Linked DNA regions of Mus musculus: regions 1 and 3 are each linked to region 2. Evidence: chromatin loops called from intact Hi-C (ENCODE). Cell type or tissue: gastrocnemius. All regions are shown on one strand.

Region 1 (2,500 bases), 55 kb before region 2:
CCTAAAGGCAAAATACTTAAAATAACTCTATAACTCACACTATATTTGTCTATCAGACATCCCGGACTTAGAATTCTCAAAAACCATTTCAACAATAACAACAACAACAACAACAAAAACCTTGCATATAATTCTTTTCACAGATCAAGAGCAACCTCTTCTTGTTCCATCTAGCCCAAGTGCCTGTCAAGATACTCAGAAGAATCTAAGAAAATCCAAACATTGTGGAAATGGCAAGTCGTCACCATACACCTGGGAGAAAGTCAATGGACTTTGTCCATACTAGCTTCCTCGACCCTCACAAACCCCACCAGGGAGTCCTATCCCTTCACTAATACAGACTAGAAAAGCGGGGGAGGGGGAGCTGGAGAGAGCACAGCAGTTAAAGGCACTTGTTCTCACAGAGGAGCCAGGTTTGGTTCCCAGCTCACAGTCACCCGTAACTCCCGAGTCTGAGATCTAAAACCCATTTCTGCCCTTGGCAGGCATCTGGCACACACATTCAGGTAAAGTACTCATACGCATAAAACCTCTTAAGGAAAAAAAGAAAAGAGAGGAGAAGAGAAGAGGAGAGGAGAGGAGAGGAGAGGAGAGGAGAGGAGAGGAGAGGAGAGGAGAGGAGAGGAGAGGAGAGGAGAGGAGAGGAGAGGAAAAAGAAAAGAAAAGAAAAGAAAAGAAAAGAAAAGAAAAGAAAAGAAAAGAAAAGAAAAGAAAAGAAAAGAGGGGCTAGAGAGATGGCTCGGTTAGGGAAGTGTCTGTCACACAAGCATGAAGGCCTGTGTTAGGATCCCCATCACCCACATGAGGGCCAGGGGCAGCACTGGACCACAGAGGTGGGTCCCTGGAGCTCGCCTGCTTGCTGGCCCAGCTGGATTAATGTAACATGCTCTAGGTACAGTGAGAAACCCTGTCTGAAACAATATGGTGGGACACACACACACACACACACACACACACACACAGAGTCAAGGCTCAGAAAGGTTAATGACTTGGCCAGTGCTGTAGAATGGGTCAGGAGCAGAAGACTGGGATCCAAACCCAGTTCTGATTCTCATGCGCATGCCCTTCTTCACAGTGCATGTAATGAAGCAGGCAGCCCATACAGCATTCTCTACATTACACATAGCCTACCTAGTAAGACTTCCAATACCCACCCCACCCGCACAAAAGGTTTCCCAGCAGGTCAAGAATAAAGACCATAAAAAAAGAGTCCATGTAGAACCATATCCACAAATAGCTGGGCCTCGACTAGCTCAGACTTAGTCATATTTCCTAAGTGATGGGAAAGGCACATTTTATTTTATTGCCTTTGAACTTCTCTGCCAGGGTACTGGGCAGAACCCAAAGGCAGAAAACCTGTGAGGCATAGGGTAGGTAGATATACAACCAGCCAATGAGCCACCAGTCCAGTCAACCCCATTGTCCAGGCAGGGACAATGATACAACTTCTGAGACTTGAGACCAAGGACATACACAGGACAATAAGAACCCTGCAAAAACTGTACTGTCACATGGCCGGCTGAGACTGAGTGGCCTACTGCCCTCTGCAGGCCTTAGTGCCCAGAAGAGCAGAGACAGGTGGCCAGTCACCTGTTCAAGGAGAGGACCTGCCTGAGGAGGACCCAGGACTGAGGACTAAAGACAAGCTCTTTTCTTTTTAAAGGTGGTGTCCGGCAGGCGGAGAGGGAGGAGGAGGAAAAACAAGACGCCAGTAGACGTTTCCCATTCAACCTCAGACAGGGTAAATATTTGCTCGTCCACTGTGAGCTTGGCTCTGAGAGAATCCTCAGCTTGGCCGCCTGGGTTCACACTGGCATCTGGTCTTGATTTGAGGCCCAAGGCAGCCAGTGCTTAGCCCATGGCACCGAGACCAGTCTCCTGCTTTGTCTGAGAGCTAAATGGATCCCACTGGACAACAGTGAGAGAACACCCACCAGAGAGGCCCTGTTGCTCACACACAAGCACCAGGCCATGCTGGCAATGAGGCGGCCCATGTGGGCTGTGCTCATCTCTTCCCCAGGGAGCTGCATGGGAGGCGCATGGCCTCCAACTCCACCACGAAGAGCCTAGGACAGAGCAGACACACACACACACACACACACACACACACACACACACACACACACACACGCCAGTGCCACACCACCACTGGAGCCAGCCACACTATCCACAAGCTGAGGGAGATCTATTTCCTGAGGGCCTACTGTGTGCCAGAAATTGCTTAAAGTTTTGAGTGACAGCCATGGATAAGACTGGAAAAAAGTCATCTTTAGGGAGTGGCCATTTAACACAGAATGACAAATTATAGTATTTTCATGGCTGACACAGGTTGACCGTCTGGAGCCCAGAAGTCTGGGGTCCGGACACAGTGTCTTGGATACACCCCACCACTCGAGAGGAAATGAGGGGCAGGAATCACAATTCATGCTCCAATCTCCTGACGTGTAAAGAAGGCTTCAAGAACATCTGGCTTGACACCCCTTGACAAGATGGAACTAAG
Region 2 (2,500 bases):
GGGCTTAGCAGACACAGGGCTAGCACGAGCACATAGCCAACTAGTCGCCTCCCCAAGACGTGGCCTTTAGCTTTCTGCCCATGGCCAAAACAGCAGCAGCTGTTGCCAAGGGAGACAGGGTGACCCAGAGGCGTGGGCACAAAATCCAGGGATGGAAATCCACCTTTGTCTGGATCCACCCAAGCAACCGGGTCTCTCTAGTTGAGAAAAGATGAAAGAAAACAATCCCAGGACTGGGAGGGTAGCTCAGTAGCAGAGCGTTGGCCCAACATGCAGGAAGCCCTGGGTTCAGTCCGCAGTGCTGCCAAAGAACCGGCAAACACACACCCTGCTTCCAAAGCCCGAGGTCTACGCACAGGCTGAAGGTACCTAGTCCTACTCGGCTGGGAGCAAAAGTGTTAGCCTGAAATCTCAGAAGCACACTAGCTTTGACCTGCCTGTGAGGAAGGCACAGCCTCTCCTCCAAGCTGACCCCAGCCCAAAGATTAACCAAGAGCGTTGCAGACAGAAGAGATCCACCACCCACCCTGGACACGGATGCTTTGGGGACTCGGAGTTCAAAACAGACTGGGAGAAAGGGCATGCCAGATCTAGTCGAATGAATGCTTTCCCTCTCTAAGTTCTGTTGCTTTGCAAGCAAGATCATTTTAGACCTCCGTGCCTTTTCTATGTTCCAGTTCTGTCGTCGACCATATGAAAGTGCCTTGTAAATTGTGAAATACTTTGCACAGCTATTTCATACTTGATAGCACTGGAGGAGGGTTCAAAACAGAAAGCACTTGAGCTGGGTGCACTCGGGCAGATGGGGGTGGGGGGTGGGGGGAGGCTGCTTCTCCAGACCTGACAGAGCTCTGTGAAACTCAACCGCCCGCTTCAGCAAAAGGATAGAGGAGATTGGAAAGCTGGAGAAGAAGCCAAAAACCCAGGTGCCTCTGACTATCACATCACCCCTAACGCCAGCTGGCAAAGGCTCAGCAGCCAAGCGTTCTTCCAGACCACATACTGCCTGCCTGCCCTCTCCTTTACAGGTGGAATCCACCCACTCAGGTTTGGGGGTTGTTAGATTTTTGCTTTTGTTGTGTTTTGTTTCTGTTTTCTTTAAGTGTCATTCCCACCATATGTGGTGTGTGCTTCTAGGGAAGGCCGACCCTGGGTTCCTGTGGACAGATGTTGTTTTGTGTCTTACTATCAGGGCTGGCAGCCCATACACAGCTGCCTTGAGCAGGTGGCCAAGGATGGAAGCTACCCCTGCCTAGACAGGTGATGACCTCTACTATCGTAGGCCTTCTTTCCATCCCTCTGCAGGCAGAACGCCCCCGCCCCCCCCCAAACATCCCCACCTGCCCCTCATCTGGAATCAGTCTTTAAAGGTGTTTGAGAAGAAACAAAACCAGAAGACTAAAGTGCTCTCACCGCATTGCCCAGACGCGGGTATGCTCTAGAAGGCCTTGGGAGTGAAGTCACTGACCCCTTCCATCAGCCATCTGTGAGCTCCCGCCGGACTCCTCTAGCCCGATGGGAAGGATAAAGGAGGTCAGGACAGATGGCAAAGCGCTTTGGGAAAATAGGCTCTACAGGAATGCAGGGCCGATGGGAGGCCAGCCCTGGGGTGTTTTGTTATCTGCCTGGAGCTGCCTGCTCCATTCTAGGCACCCGCATACTCTGGATTAAAAAGATCGCAAATCAGCAGGGGTGGGGTGGAAAGAGGGAAAGCCCCTACTTTCTGCCACTTGTTTCTCCCGCTTCAAAGTCGGTGCTCTGCTCTCCAACTAAGTGCGTGCGTGCATGCGTGCACAGGGGGCGGGAGGCTGGCACAACCAAATCTAAAAATACTCAGTAAAAATGCTAATCCCAAAGCAAAGAAAGAGCGAAGAAGGAATCTGTCAATCAACGGGCTCCCGCTCCTCACCCACAGCTGTACCGACTGCATTCCTGTAGACGAGGAAAAGAAGTGGGGGAACAGAGCTGAAGAAAAGAAAGGGACACACGCCACCACCTCCACGAGCGCGGGGCGGGAGGCGGCGGAGGAGGAGGGGCTCGGCCGGCAGAGCCGAACAAAGCGGGGCCTCCACTTGGAGCCCGAAGCCCCGAGAGTTGGGGGGCCAAGCTCAGAAACACCCCTGCTGCCCGGAAGCAGCTGGCGACCCTTGAGGTCTAGAAGCCAAAATGCTGCACGGAAGCCAGGTCTCTGAGGCTAGGCAAATCCGAAGGTTTTGTTTGGGGTCCCTCCACCCACTCCCCGTCCCCTACAGGCGCGCGCACACACGCGCACACGCCCTCCCTCTCCACCCGGGCCGCGCTAGGGGGCTGGGCCAGTGCGCCCCCAGCCGCTCTGGGACCCCACCTGGGGATGGTAATGCACTTGGTGTTCACGTTCTGCGTGGTGATGGCCTTCTCCAGCTCGTCCAACTGCCCCGTCTTCTTGAGCTTCTTCACCAAGCTCTTGACCGCCTTCTCGCACCACTTCTCCTCCTGCCCGTTCTGCTCGCCCTTCTTCCAA
Region 3 (2,500 bases), 150 kb before region 2:
ACACGGAAAAAAACAAAACAAAACAAAGCAAAAAAAAAAAAAAAAAAACCAAACCAACCTAGCTGTTTCAGAAAAATTGTTCAACTGTCACAAACTGAATTACACTGGAGAAGTCAAGTCTTTGAGAGCTTTCTCCCTAGATTATAAATAAGATATTTCTCCAAGTTTTCATTTTTTATGTTGTTTTGTAATCCAGGTGATCTTAAAAATATGTTTGGTAACGCACACCTTTAATCCCAGCACTTGGGAGGTAAAGGCAGGCAGATTTCTGAGTTGGAGGCCAGCCTGGTCTACAGAGTGAGTTCCAGGACAGCCAGGGCTACACAGAGAAACTCTGTCTCGAAGAAAAAAAAATTTTAAAAAAAGCTTGGGTGTGTGTTCCCAAGCAAGCAGTGACTATTGTAGGTTAAGAAGCACGGGTCCCATAGCTCACGTTCTCTTCGAACTTCTCACCACCTCCTAATGATGAATCTGTTTCTCCTTCACATCCCCAAGCCATGGATGGACTTTAAACATTTCATAATTTATTTTTAAATGGTGCCTTGAGCACCCCAGCCTGCTAGTACAGATTGATAATCCCAGTTACTCAGGAGGCTGAGGCAGGAGGATCACAAGTTCCAGGCCTGCCTGGATTGTAGAGGGTGCTCCAAGACAGTCAATGACCATCTGGGCCCGAAGTATAAGGAAGACAGGTGATGCAGCCTAGCGGTAAAGCACTTGCTTGGCGCTAGCATGTCCTGTGTTCAACCCCCAGAGCATGATGCCCTAAAGTGTAGGCGTTTCCTGCTATAGGGCCGAGAGAATAAATGGTGGTGCTTGGGATCACAGGTTTCGGGGTTCGAGGGGAGGTCTGTGCGGCCGCCAGCCCGGCCTGTTTCCCACCTGGATTAGGATGGATCCAATGGGGTCGCTGTCCTCCTGGGCCTGCGCCATGACTAAGGAGGGCAGAAGACACTAGGCTCCGGAGGTATGGCCTCCTGCGGAGCGCTCCTAGATGGTGCGGGCACCCGTCACCATAGCAACGCGGCGCGCGCGACCGGCGCGCTCCACTGGAGGAGCGGGGAAGGGGGGTGTGAGGGCCAGCCGGAGCCTCGGCTGCCCAGCGCGCGGCCCCGCCCAGCGCGCGTGCCCGGATCATCTCCCCCGCGTGCCCGCTGCAGTGGTACGGCCCAAGGCGGAAGCAGCGCCGGCGCGGAACCCGCTCTGCCGCAGCGATGGCTGCCGGTGTACCCTGCGCGCTGGTTACCAGCTGCTCCGCCACCTTCACCGGGGACCGGCTGGTGCAACGTGAGTAACCCGACGTCTGAGCCGGGCTGCAAGGCCCAGTTCAGAGCCATGGGCGCAGGGCCGGCGACCTCTCCCGGGCTCTGCCCGAGCTGGGCCCTAGGCTCCGGCTCCTCCGCAGGTCTCGGCGCCAGGCGCTTAACCTTCTGCCTGTGTAAAGTGAGGCCGGTTTCTGACCTCCCGCCTCAGGGGTGGTGGCAAGCACCCCCTAAGATGATATTCAAGACCCCGGAAATTGTGCTCTTAGACGAATGTAAGGCGCTGGAGTTGCGGTGTTGTGTTTGGGGGTTATGCCCCTGCTGCTGGGGTAGTGGTTCCTCTTGTGAACTGAAGTGCTCAGCAAAAAAACAAAAAAACAAACAAACAAAAAATGCACGCGCGTTAGTGTTCTGCCAGGATGATGGACTGACCAGAACTCCTGTGATTGTGGAGAGCTGGAATTTTAATAACTGTAGCCAGATTCTCGTGGACTGTCTCTAGTCTCCTTCTTAGCCATTTGTTGCCCACTTCTGTGTCTGACCTAATATCCTCTGACTATCAGGTAAAGTCCTTTTGGGAATAAGCAAACAGACCCCCTAGCTTCCATCAACCCAAAGGCTAAGAATTTTATCAGTTGGTGTCTGAGGCCTACAGCAAGGGCTTCCACGATGTGCTGTAATCCACCAACCTGTTGTTCCCCTCAATGTATTTTTAGAACATCCTGATATGTAGCTTTGTTGTTCCTATAAGAACACCATGGAATTGTTATTGCCACGTTGGAACATTTGACTTGAGGCACCCCTGATTCCTGTTCCCTTTTCATGATCCCTCATATTTGGCTCCAGAATAAACGCTTACTCCCTTAGAGATGAGAGCTGTGGGCGTTCTTGATTCCCTCCCCTTGATTGTGTGTGTGTGTGTAATGTACATACATGCATACTTGTGTGTACATGATATTTGTTGGGTGCCCCCTCACTTGCAGTTACATTTCTTGAGTTCTTTCTGAGGTGAAAGTTCCCCGGAAAAAAATGAGTTTGAGGTGTTACTGCACCCAGTGCTTTTGCTTCTGGACCCTAAGGGCTATAAAATTCAGGGTTTTGTTTTTGTTTTTGTTTTGTTTTTTTTGCCTTTGTTGTGCATACGCGAATATACGTGTGTGTGTGTGTGTGTGTGTGTGTGTGTGTGTGTGTTTTCTGCTTTTTAGTCCCACTGCTCTGTGCATACTGAGCGTGGCACT

The links. Hi-C counts contacts between places; a loop is a spot of excess contacts. Peaks named below come from ENCODE experiments on the same cell type or tissue, not always from the same donor. Only the 100,000 strongest peaks of a DNase experiment are listed, where the experiment ranks them.
Region 1: it touches region 2 in a loop (4-fold over the local background); 13 of 42 quality-filtered maps call a loop at or near these places.
Region 3: a loop joins it to region 2, with 2.5 times the contacts of the local background. A loop is called at or near these places in 3 of 42 quality-filtered maps.

The regions. Positions count from the first base shown.
Region 1 is chr9:63,699,917-63,702,416 of GRCm38, forward strand. All of the region lies in intron 1 of Smad3 (SMAD family member 3), which reads right to left. Among named protein-coding and RNA genes, the nearest start is that of Gm51710, 30 kb to the right of the region's middle. In gastrocnemius, a CTCF peak has its summit at 1,557 (motif pointing left); DNase peaks (open chromatin) are centred at 1,576 and 1,894; H3K4me3 peaks cover 220 bases; H3K27ac peaks cover 1,791 bases.
Region 2 is chr9:63,755,128-63,757,627 of GRCm38, forward strand. Smad3 (SMAD family member 3) reads right to left here. Exons shown (of 9, transcript NM_016769.4): 1 at 2,345-2,500. Among named protein-coding and RNA genes, the nearest start is that of Smad3, 1.6 kb to the right of the region's middle. In gastrocnemius, no CTCF peak of the experiment used is centred here; DNase peaks (open chromatin) are centred at 950 and 1,581; H3K4me3 peaks cover 2,500 bases; H3K27ac peaks cover 2,500 bases.
Region 3 is chr9:63,601,485-63,603,984 of GRCm38, forward strand. It overlaps Iqch (IQ motif containing H), which reads right to left and starts at 1,009. Exons shown (of 22, transcript NM_001311098.1): 1 at 883-1,009. The coding sequence starts at 933. It overlaps Aagab (alpha- and gamma-adaptin binding protein), which reads left to right and starts at 1,162. Exons shown (of 10, transcript NM_025857.3): 1 at 1,162-1,287. The coding sequence starts at 1,215. In gastrocnemius, no CTCF peak of the experiment used is centred here; a DNase peak (open chromatin) is centred at 1,090; H3K4me3 peaks cover 1,996 bases; H3K27ac peaks cover 1,469 bases.